3 separate regions of the Homo sapiens genome follow, and regions 1 and 2 are each linked to region 3. The links are chromatin contacts, found by Hi-C or POLR2A ChIA-PET in ENCODE. All regions are on one chromosome and are shown on one strand. The core of a region is the stretch at or near the end of the contact, and the rest is flanking DNA. Distances in the headings are between cores, read along the strand shown.

What was found. A loop is a pair of places that touch in the nucleus more often than their neighbours do. ChIA-PET counts read pairs that join two places held with the same protein, here RNA polymerase II (POLR2A). Pooled maps may share reads with other maps.
Region 1: a loop to region 3 is called in a pooled map, with 2.4 times the contacts of the local background. The contact joins two enhancer-like sites. A Hi-C loop is called at or near these places in 1 of 50 pooled maps. POLR2A ChIA-PET finds 5 or more read pairs at or near these places in 3 of 52 experiments (GM10248, GM12878 and activated naive CD4-positive, alpha-beta T cell).
Region 2: a pooled map shows a loop between it and region 3 (3-fold over the local background). The contact joins two enhancer-like sites. A Hi-C loop is called at or near these places in 4 of 37 single-sample maps with no recorded cell type and 7 of 50 pooled maps. POLR2A ChIA-PET finds 5 or more read pairs at or near these places in 2 of 52 experiments (activated CD4-positive, alpha-beta T cell and activated T-cell).

Annotation. Positions count from the first base shown.
Region 1 is chr6:20,562,641-20,567,729 of GRCh38, forward strand. The region is part of intron 4 of CDKAL1 (CDKAL1 threonylcarbamoyladenosine tRNA methylthiotransferase); the gene reads left to right. Among named protein-coding and RNA genes, the nearest start is that of CDKAL1, 31 kb to the left of the region's middle. Within about 2 kb of position 2,276, at least 4 of the 41 ENCODE cell types and tissues checked have a DNase peak (open chromatin) inside an H3K27ac peak, as active enhancers do; they include GM12878, where a contact is called at or near this core.
Region 2 is chr6:20,452,969-20,457,574 of GRCh38, forward strand. The region is part of intron 1 of E2F3 (E2F transcription factor 3); the gene reads left to right. Among named protein-coding and RNA genes, the nearest start is that of E2F3-IT1, 17 kb to the left of the region's middle. Within about 2 kb of position 2,908, at least 4 of the 41 ENCODE cell types and tissues checked have a DNase peak (open chromatin) inside an H3K27ac peak, as active enhancers do.
Region 3 is chr6:20,317,128-20,321,596 of GRCh38, forward strand. LOC101928573 (a long non-coding RNA gene) reads left to right here. Exons shown (of 4, transcript XR_007059489.1): 3 at 4,075-4,448. Among named protein-coding and RNA genes, the nearest start is that of E2F3, 83 kb to the right of the region's middle. RefSeq lists enhancers at 2,607-2,686, 3,427-3,476. Within about 2 kb of position 3,049, at least 13 of the 41 ENCODE cell types and tissues checked have a DNase peak (open chromatin) inside an H3K27ac peak, as active enhancers do; they include GM12878, where a contact is called at or near this core.

The DNA.
Region 1 (5,089 bases), core at 1,026-3,525, 240 kb after region 3:
CTGAGGCAGAAGAATTGCTTTGACCTGGAAGGTGGAGGCTGCAGTGAGCCAAGATCATGCCACTACACTCCAGCCTGGGCAATAGAGTGAGACTCCATCTTAAAAAAAAAAAAAAATTCATTGTTAGCATGTTATTTCAATCTTTCCCGGCAAATCATACTTAGAGACAGCTAAGTTTATCAATTCTCATGTCCTATACGGTGCTTTTTCTTGAATATACGGTAGACAAGAGGTAAGGCCTAATGGGTGAAGTAACTACATTTCTGAGTTAGTGTCTAATTGTTTTTGATCACCTAGTTCCATTTGACAGAAGATGTAGTGCTTATGGCTCATCCCATTGACTCTTTCTCTGCTTTCACTCCTTCAGCAGTGTTTTCAGTAGCCTTTTTGGTGATCTTATTGACTTGTCTTTTTTCTGATGTTCTTTTTAATTGAATTGCTATATGATATAAGATGGAATGATTGTGTTTTAACCATGATCTTCAAGTCTGCTGTGTAAAGAACTAATGATTGCAGTTTGAGTAAAATTCTTAGTAACAAGTGAATCAAAGATAAAGATAGATCATTGAGAATATTTTTTTTCTCTCCATGAGGAAGTTCATTATTAGCTAGCTTACAAAAATGAAGGAATTGTGAGAGTGTTCTGGAATAAATGTTATGGCTTAATAAAACTATTCAGAAAATCACTGAACAATACAAAAGTGGAAGACATTGAAAATGGTATATGGACACATCTAAGATCAAAATTAAGCCAGAGAAGCTTTAGGGAGAGTATTTGAAGCTTATCATTTCCATTTGTAACGGCTTTTTATATTGTGGTGTAAAATCATGTGCAAGCCATAAACAAGGGCTTTTAAAAATATTTTTGTTAATTTTTTTTTAGTTTTATAGAGATGGTGTCTCACTGTGTTGCCCAGTCTGGTCTTGAACTCCTGACCTCAACTGATCCTCCCATCTCAAATTCCCTAGTCACTGGGATTACAGGCATGAGCCACCACACCTAGCCAACGAGGGCTTTTTTTTTTTCTCATTAACATAGAGATATGAAGAATACTATATTGGATTAAAAGTTTTTGCATTTGTGAAGTGTAAGCAGCTGTGTGAATGTAGTCAATGTGTATTCTTCATTTAATAAACATAAGTATCTTTTCCTTTCCAAATTATACAAAAAATACTAAAAGCAATCAAACGATTTTTACAGAATCTTAACTAATATAAAAATTTGTTCATTGCTTATAATACAGAATAATTATATAACTTGGCTCATTATCTAAGCTTAATGAATTAATGTTGGAATGTAAAAACGAGCAATTTTAAGCCAGCGATGGCTCAATCATTTTTAACTGAGGGATTTTGGGATCAATTACTAAAATGTTCTGAGCCTCAGTGTCTTTAAAATGTAATGATGCTCTATTAATCTCATGAAATTGAAGTGAAAACAAATGTGAGGTAATATGTTTTTGGAAATATTTATAAGTTTAAAAATAGCCTGCTTGGTACTTGTGCCTGTAATGCTAGCTACTCAGGAGGCTGAGACAGGTGAATTACCTGAGGCCAGGAATTTGAGTCTGTCCTGTGCAACATAGCAAGACCCCATCTCCAAAAAAGCTAATATATTTATAAAGCTTAAATGTTATAAAATGATAAACTGATGGTTTTTGAATTCTTTGCTCTACTCACCTTTCATCTGTTAAAGATGTTTTTGTACAATTTAGCTCAGTTCCTAAATATACCAAAAGATGGCACTGTTTACCTATGTTTAATATTTTAATTTGCATTTTTTGATGAAAAAGTGTGTTGAATGTTTTATCTACAAATGTTTTAAATTGAGGTTATTTTTTTACATTTAATTTTCTGTTTTGTAAATGGATCTTTAATTCATGTAAAGTTTACTAGGACCAGGTTTCATTTTTATTTTGAAATGGTTTGGAAATTCAGATATTTAACAATCATTTTGTAGATATAAACTCCTGTGTGATCCATTGTAATTAATGATAAAACCTTGTATTAATGTGACAGCTAATGTTTCATGGAAAACCTAGTTGCTTTTGTATAACAAAAACCATTAAATTTTTTAAGCCTCTGAAAACAGTCCAGTGATTAAAACATGACAGCCACAAATAAATTATTTATGTGGCTTTTAGGTCACACTGCCCAGGTTTATTCATTTTAGAAAGTTATTTTATCTTAAAAGTACCTTTGAAAATGTAGCAAAACCTTTCATTGCTTGAATTTCCTACTCACAGTTGTGTGATGAGAGGAGAATCTAGGTCCAGGTCCTGCGAAGAGCTTCTCTGGGTGAGAAATGCAAAAATTAGATAATATGAATTTGACTTGAAGTGAGGGTTATTTATATAGCAGGATGTGGTGAATACACTTCCCATACAGTTAGACGGAAACCTCCTGATTGTTCATTTATACAGCCTATTACATCCAATGTAGTTTATGACCTAGAAAGAGAATACAAGTAGGATATTTTTTTATCCCATCAAAGCTATCTATATATATATATATTTTTAAATGAACAGCATTTGTCAGTGATTTTTACAGGGGTGAAAAAGCACAAGACAGTTCCATTACTATTATAAAATGTTTTACTTTTGTTGTGGGGGTAAGTTTAGAAGTCCAAGATATAATAATTTCAGATGTGCTTCTACTGTTTCCTTTACTTAAAAGTAGGGACTATTTTGAGGCAATATAATTTGTATGTTTCAGTTTTTATTTCTCTCTGAAAATCACTTTTTAGGGTACCATGCCTTGGAAAGAAAGTTTACATTTTTTTCCGTTAAAAACCCATCCTCCTAACTCTGAAATGACTGTCTCAGTTACTAAATGTATATAGCTTGGGGGAAGTGAAGGCACAGTTGGCAGTTAGAGGTTTGTTTTTATGTTCATGGGAGTATATGTGCTTATATTTAAATGTTCACTCTTCTAGCAGGGTTTGTTGATGTTAGTAATATGCTACATATGCGATTTGTCTGAATTGTTTAAAAATGCATAATTACAGGAGGATTTGATTATTCAGCAACAGTTCCAGTAGCTAAAGACTATCATATAGATATTTTCTTCCAGTATTTGACAGTGGTTCTGTGAGCTATGAGTAGCATAAAAAATAAAAAGAAGATACTGTGACTCTTTAATACCCTAGAGGCCGTAGTCTTAGGATATTCTTACTGTAGAGATGAAAAAACAGGGCTTCATTAACAAACTGAACTGCTATTTCACCTCTTTTAGTAGATGTGTAATTCTGTGGGTTTGGTAAATAACAAAGGCTTTTTTCCTAAATGATTTAATGCTTTCAGATTTTTGTGGGAAAATTAGAAAAAGCAAAAATGCACTCAGTGATTTTTTTTTTAAACCCCTTTGTTTCTGGACAAATGGACAAAGATAGTTAAGTGTCCCAAAAATGGTTTTAACAGGCTTCCCTCTCCAACCCCATACATACCCTGGCTGTCCATAATTCCAATTTTGGGTAGGTAGTAAAATGTGATATTAGACTACGAGTATTTTCCCTCCAAATAATACTTGTGATTAAAAGAAATGCAATCAAATAGCATTATATATTCGTTATGAAAGAAAGATCTGTCATGCAGATTTTGCCTGGTTCCTTTAGATGCCTTGTAATAATGTGCTAATTTATGCTGATGATCTTGCCTCATGACCCTTCTGTGTGGCCTAGATATGTTAATATGTTATAGCTTTTTAATTTCGATCCTCTGTGTTGGTTGAATATGCTTGTTAGTCCATAGTGCCACTCACTAGTCTGTGTCAAGAACTGAAAAAGAACAAGAAAAATGTATCTCAGAATCAATTTCTTTAAGCATGTATCAGTAATGGAGGAAATTATAAAATATACATAATTTTAATAGGACTTTATGTCTGAACATTCATTGAAAATAGTAAGCACTCTAAGTACTGTAAGCTTTTAATTAGGAAAGAGAGTTGGGTCATTGGTTTTATTAAGCAAGGGCTTATTAACATCTTTTGATTTTTTTTCTTGATTTTTGTTTAATATCAGTGAGAAAATATTACAAGAATGAAAACTAGACATCACTGGCAGTTTTTACTTTATTGCATCCATTTTTCTGTTCCCTAAACCTTGAGGGTTATGCATCTAAAGATTCCCATGGTAGGAAAATACTGTATGTGGTTCATAAATTCATGACCTTAAGGTAGCAGAGACCAAGGCCTAAAATAGATGGGAGAACTCAACTGTTTAAAAAAATTTGTTAAAATAAAAATTCCATAGAAGGAAAACAATTTATGTACCTTAAATATAATTCATCTTTATTATCTTTCCTCATCTACAGAAGCTTCTCCTTATTACTTATTTGTGTTCTTTCTACAGAGAATATACTAGGAGGGGTATTTTTCCTTATTTTTAGCTCTTGATCTGAAAGTGTAATGTTCTTTTCGCTTTGTCTTGAAATTGTTGCCTCCCCATTTTTGGGTCTCATCTGGATCTGAAAGACATTGACTGACTCAAATATCCGAAAAACTTGGTAACTTTCAAATTGGTATACGTGGCATAATTAAGAATATGTTGGTGCAAAAGTAATCGTGGTCTTTGCCATTGAAAGTAATGGCAAAGACCACGATTACTTTTGCACCAGCCTGTATTTCACAAACGTCTCTGTGCCTGTGATTACTTCTCTCTAAAATGGTTTATGGAGTAGTTGTTATGATTAATAAATGGTTGATAAATACTAGCTATTATGGTATTAAGCATTAATAAGGAAAATTCACTATTACATGTAAATGTTTTGAGTCCCTGAAATTAACTGGCAACTTAATGAAATTTGATTTAAGCACACATTTAGTCCATTTCAATCTATTTAAACGTGTTTCTCTCTTGCACATCTTTTTCTGATGGAGAGCGTGAGTTAGGAAATGAGCCAAAATAGGATATATAATGGATAGCCTCTTTTGGTAGCCAGTCAGACAGAATGGGGTGATGTCTTCATAGAAGGAATATGGAATTAGGAGTTGGAAGATTTGGGGTCTTGCTCCAAAGATCACTTTGATTGTTGGTGAACTTATTTATCTAGTCTCAGCTTTTTAATTAATTAATTAATTAATTATTTTAATT
Region 2 (4,606 bases), core at 1,658-4,157, 140 kb after region 3:
TTTGTTTTTCTTGTTTCTTTCTTTTTGTTTGTTTGTTTGTTTGTTTGTTTGTTTTGCAAACTGTACTTAATTCCTGTACGTGATTTACTCTTCTGTTGGATTCTTGCTCTTTTTCTTGTTGATTTGTAAGGGCTCTTTATATAATAGGGAGATTAGCTCTAAGTCTGTGATATGATCTTCAAATTTTTCTTGGTTTATCATTTCCTTTAGTATTTGTGGGGTTTTTTTGGTCTTATACAGAATTTTCCATTCTTTCTTTTATGGCTTCTGGATTTCGAGTCACAGAAAGCATTTCCACCAACCCCTTCCACACATACACGCACAAGAATTGACCCATATTTTCTTGCAGAATTTCTATGCTATTACTTTTTTTACATTTAAATATTTGCTCCATTTGAGGTTTATCCTGATATTCTGTTAAGTATGGATTCAAGTTTTTTGTTTTTGTTTTTGTTTTTGTTTTGGAAATAGGCTCTCACTCTGTTGCCCAGACTGGAGTGCAGTGGTGCAGTGACGGCTCACTGCAGCCTCGACCTCCTGTGCTCAGGTGATTCTCTTGCCTCAGCCTCCTGAGTAGCTGGGACCACAGGTGCACACCACCATGCCTGGCAAATTTTATTATTTGTGGAGACGAGGTCTCGCTACATTGTCCAGGCTGGTCTCTAACTCCTGGGCTCGGGCGATCCTACCTCCGCCTCCCAAAGTGCTGAGATTATAGGCAGGAGCAGTCGTGCCTGACTCAACTTTATTTTTTGTAGATGGCTACCCAATTTCCCTAACCACTTAGTCAAAATGCCCACCTTTCCTCCCACTGAAGTGCCACCATTATAAAGTAAATATTTTGTAAATGAAAAATGCCCACTATTCCCTTGTAAAACAAGAAACTGTGGGTCACCATTTTTTGGAAAGAATGTTTCAGTTCTCTTTTTAACTCAAGACAGCTCTTCCACTTTGTCCTCCAAGGATAATATTTACTCCAGAGTGAATGAATGAGGTTAACAACCCACCTGCTTGTTTCTCCCTAGTGGAATGTTAACATTTTGCCTCTTGGCACAATTCTCAAGATTTATCTTAAGACCCTGTCTCCTTTCACTCAAAGTATTTGTCTCTTTATCACAAAGCCTGAAGAAACATTTCTTGTTACTCAAGGACCATGCCTTTTATGAGCCCTAAGAACAGGAGTTATCAAAGTGTGGTCTTCCCCAGACCAGCAGTCTCAACATCAGCTGAGAATTGTCAGAAATGCAAACTGCTATCCTTGAGCTACAGAATCAGAGACCCTGTGTGGACAAGCCCAACAATCTGAATTCAACAAGCCTCTCAGGTGTTTCTGAGCATGCTCAAGATTGAGACCCATGACCTTAGAGGTAATATTTAATTTCATAATGGCAGTTTACAACCCTATAGCACTGCCTTGTGGGCGGATGGGTTTGGTCCTAATCTTCTTGACATGTAAAAATGTAGACTCACAGCAGGAAGTGATAATATCTGTTCTTTAAAGGTGGTATTCTTAGAGTAGGAAACTTTTCTGAGTTTTTTCCAGGAGTCACAAAGATACCTCACTAGGACCGCTAGTGCTTTGGACTAGAACACCTTACATCCAGAATCTTGCCACTGGGTCAGTGCTTCCCTTTGTCATATAATAAAAAACCAGCAAAACTGGTTTCTATAATATGCTAAGGAGTTTTGTAGCGTTGAAGACTTGTCTTACCCCCACAAAAGCATCATTGTTCCTTCTCATCCCTTGCCCCTCTGCCTTTAAAATTAATTTGATACCAGAATGGCAAATACTTCTGATGACTGTTAGCCACGCCATAATGGTGCTTGTATTTGGCAGGTTAAGGCAGAGTTCCCATACCTCTGAGCCTAATTGCCAGCCAGGGTTCAGCTCAGAGCAGTAGTTCTAAAGTTTTTCTGGACATTAGACTCCACTGGATAGCTTTTGAAAATTCAACTACCCGGGCCAAATCCATGTAACTAATTCTATATCTCAGGGGTGGAACCCAGGGATCAGGATTTTTTTTTATTACCCAGCCGATGACAATGTATATCGAAGTTAGTTTAAGAACAAAGGATGTGCGCACTTGTTTTAAAGTAGTTTTGGTTATGATAATAAGAATTATAAGAGGGACCAAATATCAAATGCAAGAAAATGGTCCTGAATGCCAATACAATCAGAATAAGAAATGCATAAATAGCGACTTGCTTGAAGCTGAAATCAACTCCTTTTTGGATGCCTTTCTTGTCTTTTGAAGAACACATGTTGTAGTATGTGTTTCTCTCCATATCCTGTGTGTTTCATTGTAATAGTCTTGCTGATTGATTTTGTTGGCTGCAAGCAAAGTGATAAAATGCCAGTGGGTGCCTGTGCCAGGGAGGTCAGGACTGGACTTTCCCACTTGGCTCTGTTTTGATGCATTTAGCAGATTGATTCCAACCCTCTTTGGAGACTCTGACCTACAAAAGTGTCTGTTATCTTTGAGAGCTCCAGGGAAAGCTATGGACCTTTCTAGATCTTTTCCCACCTTTTGGCCCATCAGATATTGCCTTGTCCACAGCAGAACTTGACGATTCATCATAGAAGCCTATGGTTTTATTTATTGACACTGCTGTACAATTTTCCCTGTAGCGAGTCATAGTTGGCTGAAGAGAGAGTCGAAGATTAAGTACAAAACTTTCTAAACATCCTGTTTTCCCTCAAGACAGGGCACTGTTCTTAATAAACTGAACATTCTTTTGCACTGGCCCTGGGGCAAGGGTGTCCCAAAAGCTTTGACAGGGGTGCCATTTGGTCATAAACAGTGTGGTAATAGGGTGGAGTCAGAAAGAAATTCTCTCATCCCTTTTACAACTCCAGGCAATTCTAGAACCAACCCTTGGGAACCCAGGGAAAGAACTCTGAAATGATACGCTGGCTGAGGTTTGCCGTGGCCACACCTCAGGGTTAAGCATTGAAGGAGCTAGGCAAAGAGTGTGTGTGTTTAGCTACAAACTAAGTCACAGATCAAGAGGCTTTTGGTATTCTTCCATTTTTGCTTAGAATTCTATGATGGTTTTTGAAATATATTGTCCTTACTTTATGTTCTTACCTGTAATCTCATAAGTTTCTGGTAAATTTAGCTTTTGCCAGGTTCCGGTGGGTCTTACCCAGAGATGGTCAGAGTAAATGAACAAAAGAAGGAATTGATTAGGATGTGAAACTTCAGATACGCTCACAGGCCTTCAAGCCCTAGAAAGTAGTATGCCAGTGAATTTTCTAGTCCTCTCTACACTTTGTACAGATGAAGAAACCGAGACCCAGGGAACTCAACCAAGGTTTCTTGCCATTCCTCCAGTCCCCCAGTTAAAAAAAAAAAAAAAATTAGGTTCTATTTTGCAAACTGACAAGGAGAATTATACAATGGAAATAACACTCATTTTAATGTATCTGTTCTTGTAGTTTCTTATTTTATTCACCTTTATAAACCATTCTGAGAACATTGTCATAAAGAGCATTCTCCTAAATTGGAATGTGATTCAAATAGTCCTGTCTCCTTTCCTCCTTGCTTTTTATGAAATGACTGCCTACACGCACTCGCGCACATATTTTAGTGAGCAATGCAATGTGCGAATACAAATAGAAATAGATTTTGTTAAAAAAAAATTAATGTCAGTCCACTAGTTAAAAAAGTACCAAAGTCATTACAAGATTCATTAACTATGTTTAAGAAAAGTATTGAGGGCTTTTTGGGGGATTAAATAATTTTAATTTATAAATAATGGCCTCAGATTCATAAACCTTAACTGATTGTAGAGATTATGAAGGTTTGTTTCTCACACAGTTAATTATTTGTTGCTTTTTAAATAACCAGATAATTACTTTGCATTTGTAATGATTAATTGCAAAAAGTTGGTTATAAGAATCCCTAGATGAATTCTCAGGTAAGATCTCATGCAGAATTCTTTGAAGTTCATTTGGGGTCATTTATCAAGAAAAGCAATGCATTTCAGGTTTATGAACTCACTTTGCCCACAGGTGAGGTTTCCAGGCTTCGAACCAGCAGGAGGAGAGTCAGTGGGAGGATCTGACGTAGGTATGGCTTCAGAGATGAAGAGAGTATTTCTCCTCCGCACCCCCTTTGCCTACACCTAGAAATAAGTTTAGCCTAGGGAAAAAATGTTCCCTGACTTGTCAGGTTCAGCTAGTGTACCCTTTGAGATCCTTCATTCTCTCTTTTTCTTTTTGAGAAGAAGTCTTACTCTGTTGCCCAGGCTGGAGTACAGTGGTCCCATCTTGGCTCACTGCACCCTCCGCACCCCAGGTTCAAGCGATTCTCCCGTCTCGGCCTCCCAAGTAGCTGGGATTACAAAAGCACACCATCATCCCTAGCTTATTTTTTCTTTTTTTTTTTTTTTTTTTTAGTAGAGATGGGGTTTCACCATGTTGGCCAGGCTGCTCGATCTCTTGACCTCAGGTAATCCGACCACCTCGGCCTCCCAAAGTGGTGGGATTACAGGTGTCAACCACTGCACCTAGCCCGTTCTCTCTTTAATCTCCCAATTAACGAACATCTACTGCGACAGCATCCATTACCTAGAATTGTAGGAAGGTATATAGGATAGACGT
Region 3 (4,469 bases), core at 1,799-4,298:
AAAACACAAATTATGCACAATAGTAGAACTGGCAGTACTCCCTCAAAGACTCCAAAACAACGAGAAATCATCTGACATCAACTAGGTTATGAGAGAGAAAAGAAGAAAGTGTGACAACAAAATTAGAACATGCACCAATACAGAAAGACTTCAATAAACTTGTAAACATTGGGAAGAAATAACAAAAGAAATTAATGGATTTGTAAAAGATAGAATTAAAGGCAAATGCTTCATGGTGCACTTAGAAAACAGAAGCTGCAGGTAAATAACACAGCAATCAGTAAAAATAGAAAATTAAATGGCATACTGAAAATAAAGAACAAGAAGATCCAACTTAAGGATAATAAACTAAATAGATGAGGCTGTAATGTAAATCACCGTGTACAGTCACTGCTAGTTGCTAATTTTATATCCACTCTTAAGAGCATGAGAGAACCACGATGAAGAAAGTCATGTGCTAAGAAAGGCAGAGAAGAAAAGCTGAAGAAATCTGGGTGATTGACAGAAACCATGATTAATGACATCACGGAGCTACTAGACCAGCCCGGGCCTGCCTGTCTCCATGCTTCTTGGAACGTGAGAAAAATAAACTGTATTTGATTATGTTCCTTTATTCAGGTTCTCTTACATGCAGGTGAATATAATCCCTAACTGATGTTCATACTACATATTATCAAATCTAGAATGCTGTAGATTTTAAGATGCCCCTTTTTTTAAATTATACTTTAAGTTTTAGGGTACACGTGCAAAACGTGCAGGTTAGTAATATATGTATACATGTGCCATCTTGGTGTGCTGCACCCATTAACTCGTCTTTTAACTTTAGGTATATCTCCTAATGCTATCCCTCCCCGCTCCCCCCACCCCACAACAAGCCCCGGTGTGTGATGTTCCCCTTCCTGTGTCCATGTGTTCTCATTGTTCAATTCCCACCTTTGTGCACAACTTACTACTAAGGAAACAAATCTTACCAATTATGCTATAACACAATGCCAAGATAGTCATATTAGATATGAGACTTGAACACACCTAGCTTTCTTACTTTGACATTTCTTTTGCTTATTCTGAAGGATTTTTCAGTTTCTCTGGACATCCATTTCATTGTAGGAGGATGATAAGCAATCCTTTCAGACATATTTCAGTGACTAAACCAAATCTACTTGTGGATATCTTTTCTTCAGTTCCACTTGGCTTTTGCTTTTCAAAACCACCTCATATTTTGTGCTTTGCACAAAAGCACCTGACCAAGAGGGACAAATGGGAGCTGAAATCCAGCTTGCACTCGAATATTCTGGCATGTGGCTGCCACCAAAAACAGAGACAGAAACATACTTGCGACGCATCTGCCTGCGGAGAGGACTTCTTCTGGTTTGCACAATGGGTCGGTGTGTGGTACCTGTAACCCTGGCACTGAGGTATGGTGCAAAAAAGGAAAAACACGTTTCCTCACTTCATAGCTTTTCTAGGGAAGAGAGATTGCAAAGAATGAAGTGTGATGATGGCTGTGAAGAAGGTCCCAGGCTCTGGGACACAGGACAAGCACGACTAACATAGGGGGTCAGGAAAGGCCGACACCTGCTGAGCGGGAGTTAGCTGGGTGAAGGGACAGTTGAGATACAACAGCGTGCTGTCAGCCCTCACAGCCCTCACTCGGTCTCGGTGCCTCCTCGGCCTCAGCGCCCACTCTGGCCGCGCTTGAGAAGCCCTTCAGCCCACCGCTGCACCGTGGGAGCCCCTTTCTGGGCTGGCCAAGGCCGGAGCCGGCTCCCTCAGCTTGCGGGGAGATGTGGAGGAAGAGGCGCGGGCAGGAACCGGGGCTGTAAGGGGCGCTTGCGGGCCAGCGCGAGTTCCGGGTGGGCGTAGGCTCGGCCGGCCCCGCACTCGGAGCGGCTGGCATACCTGCAAGCCCCGGGCAGTGAGGGGCTTAGCACCTGGGCCAGCAGCTGCTGTGCTCCATTTCTCGCCGGGCCTTAGCTGCCTCCCCGCGGGGCAGGGCTTGGGACGTGCAGCCCGCCATGTCTGAGCCTCCCCTACCCTCTCCTGACGGGCTCCTGCGCGGCCTGAGGCTCCCCTACGAGCGCCGCTCCCTGCTCCATGGGGCGCCCAGTACCATCGACCGCCCAAGAGCTGAGAAGTGCGGGCGCACAGCGTGAAACTGGCAAGCAGCTCCACCTGTGGCCCCAATGCCAGATCCACTGGGTGAAGCCTGCTGGGTTCCTGAGTCTGGTTGGGACTTGGAGACTCTTTATGTCTAGCTAAGGGATTGTAAATACACCAATCAGCACTCTGTATCTAGCTCAAGGTTTGTAAACACACCAATCAGCACTCTGTGTCTAGCTCAGGGTTTGTAAATACACCAATTGACACTCTGTATCTAGCTAATGTAGTGGGGAGGTGGAGAACTTTTGCCTCTAGCTCAGGGATTGTCAATGCACCAATCAGCACCCTGTGAAAATGGACCAATCAACTGTCTGTAAAACAGACCAATCAGCTCTCTGTAAAATGAACTAATCAGCAGGATGTGGGTGGGGCCAGATAAGAGAATAAAAGCAGACTGCCTGAACCAGGAGTGCCAAATTGCTCCACTATACTTTCATATTGTGGTGGTTATGTTTTTTGGGTTTAGGCTGCTTTTATGAGCTGAAAAATTGTGAAAGTACGTAGCTTTACTCCGGAAGCCAGTATAAGCTATGAACCCACGAGGAGGAAAAAACAATTTTAATGTATATTGCTTTAAGTGCGGTAAGTCACCACGAAGTATATGCAGTCTTTACTTCCGACCCGGCATAGACCATGAGCTCTCGAGAAAAACTGACCGCATCAGAAGGAACAAACTCCAGACACACTCTCCTTAACTGTAACATTCGTGTGACAACAACAACTTCCTTGTTGAAGTCAGACCAATTCTGGACACAGTGGTAGTGAGAGAGAACGGTATGGCAGTACCCTTCACTTGCTCTCAGTTCCTCTTTGTCCTCTGCTCATTCTGGTTGTGCTTGACAAGCCTTTCGGCTCAGCGCTATACCGTGGGAGCTCTTTAGCTGACTGAGGCCGGAAGCAGCCGCGTTGGGTTGCAGGGAGGTGCGGCAGGAGAGGCACGGGCGGGAACCTGTACTGCACGCAGGTGGGCGTGGTGAGCCTTGCACTGAGAGCAGCAAGGGGCTTAGCACCTGGGCCAGCAGCTATGGAAGGTGTGCTGGATTCCCCCAGCAGTGCTGGCCCACGAGTTCTGTGTTCAATTTCTTGCTGGGCCTTAACTGCCTCCTGGCAGGCTATTTGTATGGCTCAGGACCAGCAGCCCGTCATGCCTGAGTCTCCCCATCTTTTTGTGGCCTCCTGTGCCGCTTGAGTTTCCCAGATGAGCGCTGCCCCCTCTTTCAGGGCACCTGGTCCCATCCGCTGCCCAAGGGCTGAGGAGTGGGGGGGTGCGTGGTGTGGGACTCATAGGTAGCTCCACCTACAGCCCCAGTGTGTGATTCCACTGGGTGAAGCCAGTTGGGCTCCTGAGTCTAGTGGGGACTTAGAGAATCTTTGTCTAGCTAAGGGATTGTAAATACGCCAATCAGCACACTGCGTCTAGCTCAGGGTTTGTGGATGCACCAGTCGGCACTATCTGGCTCAAGGTTTGTAAATGCACCTATCAGCCCTCTTGTCTGCAAAGTTTGTAAATGCACCAATCAGCGTTCTGTCTACAAGGTTTGTAAATGCACCAGTCAGCACTCTGGCTACAAGGTTTGTAAATGCATCAATCAGCACTCTGTCTAGCTCAGGGTTTGTAAATACACCAACTGACACTCTGTGTCTAGCTAATCTAGTGGGGAGGTGGAGAACTTTTGTGTCTAGCTCAGGAATTGTAAATGCACCAATCAGCACCCTGTCAAAACGGACCAATCAGCTGTCTGTAAAACAGACCAATCGGCTCTCGGTAAAATGGACCAATCAGCAGGATGTGGGTGGGGCCAGATAATAAAAGCAGGCTGCCGGAGCCGGCAGTGGCAAGCCGCTCGTGTCCCTTTCCACCCTGAAAATTTTGTTTTTTTGTTCTTTGCAATAAGTCATGCTGCTGCTCCCTAGGTTCACCCTGCCTTTGTGAGCTGTAACACTCACCGTGAAAGTCTGCAGCTTGACTCTTGAGCCAGTAAGACCAGGAGCCCACCAGAAGGAGGAAACTCCGAACACATCTGAATATCAGAAGGAACAGAACACATCTGAATATCAGAAGGAACAAACTCCGGACACGCTACCTTTAAAAACTGTAATACTCACCGCGAGGGTCTGCGGTTTCATTCATGAAGTCAGTGAGACAAAGAACTCACCAATTCCGGACACAGTGGGAGCAAAGGCATGGCAGGAGGAGAGAACTGCGTGTGTGAGGAATAAAAACAACATGTTGCAATTGAGGAAGGCGTGAATTTATGGGGAGAATACAGAGATGAAGACTTAAAACGGTAAGAGAGGACGGGTGCACT